Regions from separate parts of the Homo sapiens genome. Here region 2 is linked to region 1. A link is a loop called in an ENCODE intact Hi-C map of the cell type or tissue named here. Cell type or tissue: heart right ventricle. All regions are shown on one strand. Each heading gives the region's core, and the rest is flanking DNA. Links, peaks and the distances in the headings are about the cores only. Region 1 overlaps NPAS2 (neuronal PAS domain protein 2). Region 2 overlaps NPAS2 (neuronal PAS domain protein 2).

Region 1 (7,247 bases), core at 1-5,000:
ATGGCCGGGCGCGGTGGCTCACGCCTGTAATCCCAGCAGTTTGGGAGGCCGAGATGGGCAGATCACGAGGTCAGGAGATCGAGACCATCCTGGCTAATGGTGAAACCCCGTCTCTACTAAAAATACAAAATATTAGCCGGGAGTGGTGGTGGGCTCCTGTAGTCCCAGCTCCTCAGGAGGCTGAGGCAGGAGAATGGCATAAATCCAGGAGGCAGAGCTTGCAGTGAGCCAAGATCGCACCACCACACTCCAGCCTGGGTGACAGAGCAAGACTCCATGTCAAAAAAAAAAAAAAAAAAAAAGAGCTGAGTTATGCGCATCACCCTGTGAACCTCCACTTGTTCCAAAACCCAATGTTCCCAGCAGTGCTCGTCTCCACCAGGAAGACTCCTTCCTTCGAGATGTCAGAAAGAACGAGTTGCTGCTGCTGTTATACAAAATTGGATTTTTGTCTTTGTGAGTTTAAAGGGGCAGAAAAGAGCTGCTATGAGCCTTTGGTAATAGAACACTGGAAGAAACCCAGGAGAAGAAACCCAGGAGAGGAAACCGTGCTGATGGTCAGGCAGCCAACGACACTGAGAGGGCCCCTGGAGGGAGGGCCGCGCTGTGGGGAAACGTCCAGTGTCGGGCCTCATATGCACATGGTGGAATGCAGCATGGGAAGCAGAGGCAGGTGCTACATGCACATCGTGGGCCAGAATCCATTCTGTGGTGCTGGCTGAGGCAAGGAAGAGAGGGTGCAACTCCCAGTTCTTCAAACAGATGGTTGCCACAGTTCGACCACTTAGAAAAGAGAGGGACTGAAGATGTGCTATAATATTTAACCCCATAAATGCCTTTCCTCTTCTCCCCAATATGCACACTCATCTGTGAGACTCTTTTGACCACTAGGATCAAACTATAGACTAACTGTTTTTCTAGCAGAAGAGTCTTTATGGCAGCCCAAATTTCATTTAAATAGAGATCCATTCAACTTAATGGTGAAGGAAAATGAAATACCCATTTCTTTAACTTAAGTAATTTTTAGATCATTCTGTATGACTGGGTATTTTGTTAACGCTAGCATAATAACACTGAAAGCAGCCATCTCATTCACTTTGTATTTCAACAACTGAATTAGACTCCTTGGAAGTTAAGGTTCATTTCATAGCATATTAAAAAAATATGTTAGATACGATGTCTCGAATCGAGGAAAAAATGTTACACTGGGAAGTAAAATTCAGTGTTATGGTAAAAGTGGTTTCCAAATTTCAAGGGAAACAAAACCACCTGAGAGCCATTTTTGTAGGAAAACATTGTGATTAAGAGCCAACCCCCCAAATTCTACTCTGATATCACTTGTACCCATTTCCTAGAGTGCTCAACTCCCGACTGCTCCTGGTATATCTGAATAATAAGCAGTATATGTTTGGGATGTATGTGGTCAAATAAAAGCCTGGAAAATGGAGCAGAAATTCCACAGCTGTCCTGGGTATATATTACCCTGTTCAATAGGGAAATTTCTCCTTGTTCTACAGCTCTCCCCACCTCATCTTCCATCCATGAAGACAGACACATTAAAGAAGTGTGAATGAGGAATGGGATTTAATGTTAGGAGAAAATTTCATTTAGACTCACTCAGGAAGAGGATAATGTGTAGGCCAGCCTGACCCACTAGAACATCTAGATGGATGTAGATAAGGATGTCCAATATGTCCTGCTATTTACAGACTTTAGGGATTTCTCTCTTATAATAGCTACTGTTACAAAATTTTGCTACAAAGAATCATGATCAGATTCTCATTTTGATTTGGATTACTTCAGAGAGAATAAGTGTACAGTTCAGGATTAAAATTCATTTCCGAAGCTGAGAAAATAGCAATGCTGAAAGATTATTGGGGAAAGAGCTAAATAATAACTACTTGGACCTAATCATCTTTCCTTACTTATCATGTGATCTCCCTTTAGCATGACGGCAGGAAGCATGTTGAAATTCATAGTTCTTAACCCTCACTGCACACCGGAATCACCTGGGGGCCTTAAAAATGCTGATGCCTGGGCCTTACCTAGCCATCTGCTGGTGAAAGGCTCTCCACCCTCTACAACAAACAGCCCTGATTTGCAGTGTTTGCCCCTTTCTGTGGTGTAAATACGCCTACCATGGCTGATTTCAAGCTACCAACTTGATGTCAACTGGCTTGCAAAACTCCTGAAAAGTGAACAATCTTCTCTTGCAAGCTGGTATCCCATTGTGGTCCCACCCCTAGAGATCATGACATATTGGTCTGTGGGGGGTTACCTGGTAATATGTATTTTTCAAAAGCTCTTCAGGTGATTCAAATGTGCACACAAGGTTGAGAACCAGCAGTCTAAATGGACACACTCATGAACAGCTGGAGTGCAGCTGTGATATAAATAGCCACAAGAAGCCCTGTAGATCACCCCTTGTGGAGCAGCCATTGAGTGTAGTGCTAAAAGGTTGGGCTCTGGAGACAGGCTGCTGGGCTTAGATTCCACATTTTCCTGGCTGTCTGACTTGGATGAGTGACTTGACCTTGTGTGTCTCATCTGTGCAATGGAACTAACTCAAAGTGCTGCCATGGGCCGGGTGCAGTGGCTCACGTCTGTGATCCCAGCACTTTGGGAGGCCAAGGTGGGCAGATCACTTGAGGCCAGGAGTTCGAGACCAGGCTAGCCAAAGTGGCAAAACCCCGTCTTCACTAAAAATACAAAAAATTAGCCAGGTGTGGTGGCACGTGTCTGCAATCCCAGCTACTTGGGAAGCTAAGGCAGGAGAATCGCTTGAACCTGGGAGGTGGAGGCTGCAGTAAGCTGAAATTGCACCACTGCACTCTAGCCTGGGTGACAGACCAAGACTCTGTCTCCCAAAAGAAAGTGCTGCCATGAAGAGGAGCTCTATGTAGAGGAGTTCCTGTAGGTAGAGCTCTTAGAATATTGCCCAGCTCATAGCAAGCCCTGAACAGATGCTTACGGTCAGTATTCTCTACTCTGTTGCAGGTGCCTGCAGAGTTCATGTCCATTTGGACTGCAAGTAAAGGAAAGTGATTGCTTTGTTTTTTGCTTTAATCCAAGTTTTGCTCCAACAACTCTACTTCCCCAAAAAACGTACCATGAATTTTCTGCTTTATTTTGAATATGAAATCACAGAGATGAGTGAGATCCTGGCATGATCCTCATTGTGTTTAAGCAGGTTGTGCGGAGTAGGCCTTCATCTTATGAAAAAGGCGAGCTGAAGCAGGCTCTCCCGGTATTTGGAGGCTGCATTTCTGCTGACTTATCCTTTCCAGGGCCCAGATTTGACAATTCTGTAATTCCACAGTGGACAGAGCCCGGCATAAATGTCAGGCTGATGAACTTGATCCCAGCTGTCCTATTTAACAGCTGTCCTGCTTCTCGGTGGCAATGACCTAGTTTGAGTAATTTGCACAAAATATCTTGGCAATCAAACCAACCTGCTATTTCACTTGGCTAAATCATTATTTAGGAAATATAACCATTTGATTAAATTATCAGGGCAATCAAATACTGCTGTAACACTTCGTTCCAATCCTGCTTGATTGGTCTTTCCTGACTTTTAACAAAAGCAATTAACATGTTCTTTACTCTCTCCTGGGCAGCTTTGGAAAAAATAATATGAGGATATATCATCACTGTCACATTTTTAATAGGTATATATGATCATCAAAGAAATAATAAAAGACTAAGAAGTATAATGAAACTTTCTGATGTCCCAGCCGCACCCTCTTTTATGAAATCATCTTGTCTAGGAAAATGTTCAGTGGAAGAGACACATCACTGCCTGCATGGAAGAACTGTAATTATTTCCTCACTAATTCTGACATTTCTGACTTATTATGTTTGGTGTCATGATTAAAGAAAAAAGAATTCTGCTCTTCCTGCTTGCTAATAGGTTCTGAGCCCTCTTAACTATTCTGTGACTTTTTGTAACATCCTGGGTGACTGGCAGGGTAGGTGTGACCACACACTAACAGGTAAAAGTGTTTGAAGGAGAGGAAAAGGGAGAGAGAATGATTTGAGAAAGATGTGAGCTCAAGGATGAGTTCAAGTGGCATATGCAGGTGATCGTGTGATGGAATACTATACACTAATGAAAGGGAACTAGCAATAGCATGGGAAGAATGGGAGGAATCTCATAAACATCATGTGTATAATTCATGGTTCCATCTGAATAAGGTTCCAACAGGCAAAAGCAACCTATGGGGTTAGAAGTCAGCACAGAGGTTCCTTCTTTTGGGAAAGCAGAGGAAGACAGGAAGGAGCTTCTATTTCTTGACCTGGGTCGTTGGTTCCCTGGCTGTGTCTGCTTTGTGATAATTAATTCAACTGTACAGTTATGATTTGTATATTCTCTGTATGTGTTACTTTTATAAAGTATTACAAAGTTAGAAAAAGAATGGAGTGCCAGGATAACTGGAAATCCACATGCAAAAGGATGAATTTTCATAGCCCACCTTACGACATCTACAAAAACGAACACAAAATGGATCAAATATCTATGCTTAACCTACAGTTTAAAATTATAAACCTTTTAGGCTGGGCGTGGTGGCTCACACCTGCAATCCCAGCACTTTGGGAGGCCGGGGCGGGTGAATCACGAGGTCAGGAGATTGAGACTATCCTGGCTAACATGGTGAAACCCCTTCTCTACTAAAAATAGAAAAAATTAGCCGGGTGTGGTGGCACCTCTAGTCCCAGCTACTCAGGAGGCTGAGGCAGGAGAATGGTGTGAACCCTGGAGGCGGAGCTTGCAGTGAGCCTAGATCACGCCGCTGCACTCCAGTCTTGGTGACAGAACAAGACTGTCTCAAAAAAAAAAAAAAAAAGAAAGAAAAAAAGAAAAAAGGTTATAAACCTTTTAGAAGAAAACATAGATATAAATCTTCATTACCTTAGATTAGGCAATGATTTCTTAGATAGAATGCCTCAAGCACAAGTAGTCAAAAGAAAAAAATAAATTTGACATTAACTGATTAAAATTTAAAACCTTCGTGTGTCAAAGAGTATCACTTGAAAAGTAAAAAGACAATCCACAGAATGGGGGAAGATATTTTCGAATTCTATACCAGATAAGGGTCTAGTATCTAGAATACATGGAGAACTCTTACCACTCCAGCATAAAAAGAAAAATCAATGATTTAAAAAGGGGCCATGGATTTGGACATCTCTCCAAAGAAGATACACAAATAGCCAATAAGTACATGAAAAGATCACGAAAAGGAAAACATGATCAGTTATTGGGAAATTCAAATCAAAGTCACATAAGATATCACTTCATACCCACTAGGGAGATTATATTAATAATAGTCATAATAAAAGAAGACAGTAATAAGTGTTGCCAAGGATGTGGAGAAATTGGAACCCTCATACATTGCTGCTGGGAATATAAATAGGTACAAGCCACCTTGGAAAACAGTTTGGCAGTTCCTCAGAAAGCTAAACACTACCATTTAATGCAGCAATTCCCCTCCTAGGAATACAAACAAAAGAAGTGAAAACATATATCAACTCAAAAATTTGTACATGAATGTTCACAGCAGCATCATTCATAATTTCCAAAAATTGTAAACAACCCAAATATCCATCAACTGATGAATGGTTAATCAAAATATGATATTAATATATCCATACAATGGAATATTGTTGGTCCATGAAACGGAATGAAGTACTCACACATGCTAAAACACAGATGCTACGTGAAAGAAGCCAGATACAAAAAGACCACATACCGTATGATTCTACTTGTATAAAATGCCTAGAATAGGGGAATTGATGGAGACAGAAAACAGATTCGTGGTTGCCAGGATCTGGAGGGAGGGGGAAGAATGGGAAATGATGGCTAATGGATACAGGGTTTCTTTTTTGGCATGATGAAATTAGAGAGTGGTGATGGTTACACCACCTTGTGAATATACTGAAGACCACTGCACTCTACACTTTAAAATGGTGAATTTTATGGTATAAACATTATATCTCAATAAAAACAGAATGAATGTGACATTAAGAAAATAAATTCTTTTCAATGTATTTTTTCATGATGTAGCGCAAAAGACCAAAGAGTTCGAGGGCAGTGGCAGAGAGGGATGAAAAGGCCCACATAGTCTGATCCCACAGGAAGTGAGTATTCAGCCACTGCATCTGTTCAGCATTGAATAAAAGACACTTGTTCCAGGGATTTTTGATCAAGATGTTGTCACTGTGAATGCCACGCTGCTTCGGCTGGGTGCTACCTGTGAGGTTGTTTTGGATTCTCTCGTCTGGCTTATAATGCAATTGGGAGGTGTGTGCCCTCTCCCCACCCAGCCAGAGACGGGCTGATAGAGGGTGGAGTGTCTTTACAATGGGAAGCCCTCGACCGGTAAGGCTGGGCCTGGCTGGGGAGACAAAACCAACCAGGCAGCCCAGATTGGTGAAGTCATCACCACATGGACGGGGCAGGGTGGAAAAAAAACAGAGAGAAGGGTGACCTTTACCATTGTGTTTCTGCAAAAATCCGATGACCTTTTCCAACACGGTGGTTTTGTCCATTTTCCGCGTGTTGCCAGGGAGCATGGAACTGAGCTCTTTGATGAGAACATTGAACTGGTCCCGACGCTTCTTCTCAGACTTGTTTCGAGAAGCTCTGTAAACACAAAACGAGCAGGTTACTGGAACATTCCACGTCACAAAGGCTTTGTGATGAAACAAAAGCACTTTCTATTAGAGCACATTCTATTGTGATCATCTATCTTATCAAAAAACTCTTTCAGGAAGGTCACGCTGGCCACATTTCCAAGGCAGGAGGATAGAAAATGTTTTGCTAGACTCTTGGCCACAAAGACAGACAGCATTAATAACCAGTAAGTTCTGACTCAGACGCAAAATCTGACAGATTAGCTCTGAGGCCGGATGCTGCTCATTCGGATCTCATAGAGCTTTCACTTTCAGAGAGCAAAGGACACACTGCTGACTGAGATGGCTGTGCTCGGAGAGCCCTTCCTAAGACTCAAACCAAGTCCCCTTCAATCCAGAACACCCAGCCTGGTTCCAGGGCCCACGGGGTGGCCAGGTATCCCGTGTGCCACCAGTGCATATGTCCTGGCCCCTGCTCCAAAGAGCTCATCGCCCTGTTGGGGGAGGCAAGACACACCCTGCCTACAACAGCCAGGGCTGTACAGACCCAGGGCAGAGGTATGACAGGTACTGCACCATGGCTGTCAAGCTGCTAAGAGCAGACGAACACTTTTTAA
Region 2 (5,000 bases), core at 1-5,000, 84 kb after region 1:
TTAGCCAGGCGCGGTGGTGGGTGCCTATAGTCCCAGCTACTCCGGAGGCTGAGGCAGGAGAATGGTGTGAACCCGGGAGGCGGAGCTTGCAGTGAGCTGAGATCACACCACTGCACTCCAGCCTGGGCGAAAGAGCGAGACTCCGTCTCAAAAAAAAAAAAATTCATTTTTATTGTGGTAAAGTATACATAATCTAAAGTGCACAATTTTAACCATTTTAAGTGACAGTTCAGTGGCATTAAGTATTTTACCACAACGAAGAAATGTAACTCTGCTAAAAACTAAAAAAGAATTCCAAGATAAGAAGACAGTCACGTTATTTTTACTACCATCATCCTCCCTGTTTATTTTTAACCTGTCTTTTCTCAAATTTGGCTTTATAGATAGCAAATCAGTCCCAACAATATCACCAACAGCTGAGATCAAACTCCAGGAAAGAATGGAATGATTGTTATTATTTCTCATACTCCAAAAGCTTGAAGCGTTCTGAGCTAAAAGCATCTATAGAGTAAGTGGCTCTCTTCCATTCCAGGTTTATGTTTTGGGGAGACACAAGAGAGAAACTAAGCGCCTTGACAACATGCAATGGAATCTTCTAGGGTCAATGCAGGCTTTTGGTGGATGATTGATGGCTCAGGTCCAAACTGTGGCTGTGTGACCTCAGGCAGATGGCTGAACCTTTCTGGGCCTCAGTTTACAAGCTATAAAATGAGAATAGCATGAGTAGATGAGTTAACATATGTAAGGCATTTTCAACACTTTATGGCACAAATAAGTCCTCATTAAATGATACTTAGTATTATTGAAAGGCCAAGATCCTGCAACCAAAATATTTTAGTTGAAGGACCAACTAATATGACATTTTTATTGTGTGCAGCTAAACATCAAAATGTTTTAGAATTCATAAAAATACTTTAACTTAAAGACATGAATAATTGTTCTTTCAGTGACAAAAATAAATATTCTTTTTTAACTTAAAAAGAAGGCTTATTGTTATTCTTGGTAGTCAATGGTACAAGAGTTGTTATTAGGAGAAAAAAACACTCTTTTAACTCCTACACACAGTGGATGTCATTTAATTTAAACGTACAAACACACACAAAGACAAGAGAAGAAATGCCTTTTTAAAACCATCCCCTCTTCAAAAATTACAGATGTCTTTCAAAACCCAACATCACATTTTTAGAGTTTATTTATAAAACTTTAATACTTTAAGCGCATTTTATGTAAAACTTAATGCCTTAAACTCTGGAAACTTTTTATTCATATCTTCTAGCAAAATAAAAGATTCCAGTGTCTCCCTTGACTACCAATGATGTTACCACCCTAGAATTTTCCCTAAATGTTGGAGAAAACACACAAGAAACATATAAGCAGAAAACCATGGGGGAGGGGCATGACCTTCAGAAAACCACATGTGGGCCTGCAGGTGCTGAAATCGTGGGCACCGAGGGCTGGCCCACATGGCCAAGCCATTTGGGCACTGTCTCCATTCACCTTGGGCCTGACACCGCACCCAGGGTGGGGAAGCCACAGCATTGAACTTGCAGGGGTGGCAAGAAACTGACTGAAGGAGGGGTCGGTTCCTACAGAAATTCCAGAGTGGTTTGGAATAATCCATTCCTGACCAGAAAACCCTCTGCCATGGTGAGGAACCAGGTGAGAGCTGAGAACAGGAGCATGATGACATGCAGGAGAATCTTTTACTGTCAGGGGATCCCTAGATGACAAAGACAGCTGGTCACTACCAAAAATGGGCTAAAATCTGAGCTAGAGCTGCCTTGCCCAATAAAACAGCATGCCTCTCAGAGAAGCAGTTCTCTGATGTGAATCCCAAATTGAAGGAAGGCAGTTAGGAGCTCACAGCACAAAGACACTGCACTGTCAACAAGCCCCATGGCCAAGTATGAAACTGCCCACCAGGGCTGACATTGGATGGCTGCAGTGTGGCCCCAGCTGGCATCCACCCAGAGCAGCCTGGGTGCCTGAGTGCATGTAGTCAGCTGCCTGGCTGGGTGGCTTCCATGCTAGCCTATGCCAACCGGTGTGCTGGGTCTGTTGTTTGTTCTTAGCCAGTGCTACATTGGCACTGAGAGACTGAATGTACAAATGGACAATGGGCAGACCACATGTAAAAACAGAACCTGATCCCCAGCCTGCAGCAACCTGTACAGGAAGCCAGCCCCTCATCTACAATAATCAGCATGGAGCCAGCCTGCTCCACGTCAGACTTGGAAGAAGTCAGACCTCTATCTGCAGCCACCATCCACGAAGCCAAACTATAATGATCAGCCCCAAATGGCCAGGAGTTGATTAATAAATGACAGCTGCCCTAATTCCACCCCGATCCACTGCTTCCAACTTAGAACCAACCAGAGAGAGCCAAACATGCTCCCCTAACGGATCACACAGGAGGCCCCATTTCTAGTTAGTTACCAGCAGCTCCCCCATGCCAACAGCCTCCAATCAGGGCATGCTTGCAGCCTTCCCTTCTTTCCACTGTGAGGCTTTCCCACCCCCTGCCTGCCTCTAAGTCTCTGCCAAACACAAGTGCTGGTGGCCGACACCCTCACTAGTGCAAGCTCTGGATAAATGGCCTCTGCTTGTTCTCATTTGGGTGGTCTTTGTTTATTCCCACAGTACAATGTCTCTCATCCCTTCCTCACCCTTGACTCTCTGTCTCCTTCTCTAACGAAAGTGGCAAAGGAAAAGTAGTTAATTTCAGTGAAAAAGTCAACTGTTGCTCTGGAAAGAGGCGCAACTATACACAACCCATTTGAATGATCACAAAACACTCTCATCTCACTTTCTAGTAGTAAGTATGACTCATCCGGACAGCATCAATATGAAATACTCACTGATCTAGATTTCAAACAACCAAACGTTCCCCTATATTCATGTGGCGACATAAGAGCTAAATGAAAAAGAAAAATTAATATTAAGGGTTTGTTTCAAAATGTACTCTGCAGTCGATGCATATCAGTGTGGTACCCTACACCTTTTATACCTGCAGAGCTGGCGGGGAATCATGCAGAAAACTGTTCAGAATCACGGGCCCCTCCTCCTCGGTACCACTGGAGGCTAACTGAGCAAAGAAAGGTGAACTTTTCTGTAACATTTATGTATACTTATTTCTTCTAATTCTCTGAAAATTGGTGTTCCAAGTATAAAATATATGGTTAAGGAGATTTATCAAAATACTTGCTGATCAAAACCCCTGACTCTCCCAACATCCTGGGTAAGGGTCCCTAGGGTCCTTCTGAGCCCCGAGCCTCCCCTTGACCCCATGGAGTCCCCCTTCAGTGGTACCCACACCCAGCACAGAGCTGGGCATGGTGGTTGCTGGGTAGATAAATCACTTCACTAACTATGGGGATGATGACACAAACCCTATATTAATTGGGTCAGTATTGAAGGAGAAATTGGGTGGCCAGGCTGTGAGCCTGCAGACAGTGAGAGCTGACACGGCCCTGGGAGTCTGTGTACTATGGGCAGCCCGGCCCTATCAGGGTGGGCATCTTCACCACCATTTCTCTTCTCACCTCTTCTTGGTGTATCTAATCATTGGAATCTTCCATTTCTGTCTCCTTCTGAGCAAACGGAGGACATGGGTGCTGGAATTCCTTAGTTCTGGAATGGCTTATCAGGACACCATCTTCTCATTTGCCAAACCATCTGAACAACTGATTGATGGGTGAGATAAAGGACACTCTGAAAAGGAATTATTCCTTCATGCCAGAGTCCTTTCTAAACCTCATCCATTTTCCTTTATAAAGAGATCCTTTAGATCTCTTTATAAATGTCATCTACTTCCTTAAGATAAATGGAAATTTTTCTTAATCAAGAAAATGTTAAAGTGAACACTGAAGTGTGGAAAGCATTTTATGTTTCTTCTGCTTAACATAAGTGTTAAATAACAGAAAACAAGGGTCAGAGCCATTTCAACAATGAACAAATATCAGTATATAGGACAAACTATCTCAAAACATACTGAAAACTTGCAGTGAAAATTTTTCTAAGCAGACTTTTACCTGAGACTATCAAAACATCTTCCCATAATGGAGGTTCTGATTCCCTATTTATCTAAAAATGTGCTTCTTACCTGCCCCCTCAATCCCCAAAACTATATTGCTGTTTGGCTGTAATCTAATTTTAATGTGTGTGCAATGTTGGGGGCAGGGGAGGCTTTATAGCCAATGATTAAAGCTCAAGCAAAGCAGAGACTTTGGACTTTGATCAGAAAATGTATGAAATTCCCAGGTGAGGCTGACCAAAAGTGGGGACACCAGGGAACAGATGCCAGCATTTTTTTTTTTTTTGAGACAGAGTCTCACTCTGTCACCAGGCTGGAGTGCAGTGGTGCGATCTCAGCTCACTGCAACCTCCGCCTCCCGGGTTCAAGCGATCCTCCTGCCTCAGCCTCCCGAGTAGCTGGGACTACAGGCATGCACCACCACACCCAGCTAATTTTTGTATTTTTAATAGAGATGGGGTTTCTCCATGTTGGCCAGGATGGTCTCAATCTCTTGACCTCATGATCTGCCTGCCTCAGACTCCCAAAGTGCTGGGATTACAGGCATGAGCCACCACACCTGGCCGATCCCAGCATTTCCTACTCCTCTCAGGAACAGCTTAGGACAGAATCACTTCATTATGATAGAGCTGTACTTTTCTGTAAAAAGAATCCAGCTACAATGTGTAAAAACTGGCTGTTTGTTGAGGCACTGAATGTCTTTGCTAAAAGAAGCAACACTGGTGGGGCCACATGGAGCCTCCTGTTGTCAACAATGCACCTGTGGGCTGTGCTGACCTGTCGTCCAGTTCCTCAAACACATCCCAGAGACAAGGACACAGGTTTCTCTAGGCCAGTGAAGTGCTCAGTTATATGGACCCGCTTTGTGAAACTGTGTAGGGTCTGAGATGCTGCCCACCTTGCACGACTAAGGACTTTATATAAGTGAATACTGCAGAAAGAGGAGGCAGCTGGGTCAGGGAAAAGG

What was found. A loop is a pair of places that touch in the nucleus more often than their neighbours do. Peaks named below come from ENCODE experiments on the same cell type or tissue, not always from the same donor. Only the 100,000 strongest peaks of a DNase experiment are listed, where the experiment ranks them.
Region 2: a loop joins it to region 1, with 1.8 times the contacts of the local background. A loop is called at or near these places in 2 of 110 quality-filtered maps.

What each region holds. Positions count from the first base shown.
Region 1 is chr2:100,924,539-100,931,785 of GRCh38, reverse strand. NPAS2 (neuronal PAS domain protein 2) reads right to left here. Exons shown (of 21, transcript NM_002518.4): 3 at 6,492-6,640. Among named protein-coding and RNA genes, the nearest start is that of NPAS2-AS1, 49 kb to the left of the region's middle. RefSeq lists an enhancer at 6,768-6,837. In heart right ventricle, for the core only: no CTCF peak of the experiment used is centred there; a DNase peak (open chromatin) is centred at 2,505.
Region 2 is chr2:100,842,537-100,847,536 of GRCh38, reverse strand. All of the region lies in intron 1 of NPAS2 (neuronal PAS domain protein 2), which reads right to left. Among named protein-coding and RNA genes, the nearest start is that of NPAS2, 25 kb to the right of the region's middle. In heart right ventricle, for the core only: no CTCF peak of the experiment used is centred there; a DNase peak (open chromatin) is centred at 1,996; H3K27ac peaks cover 2,265 bases.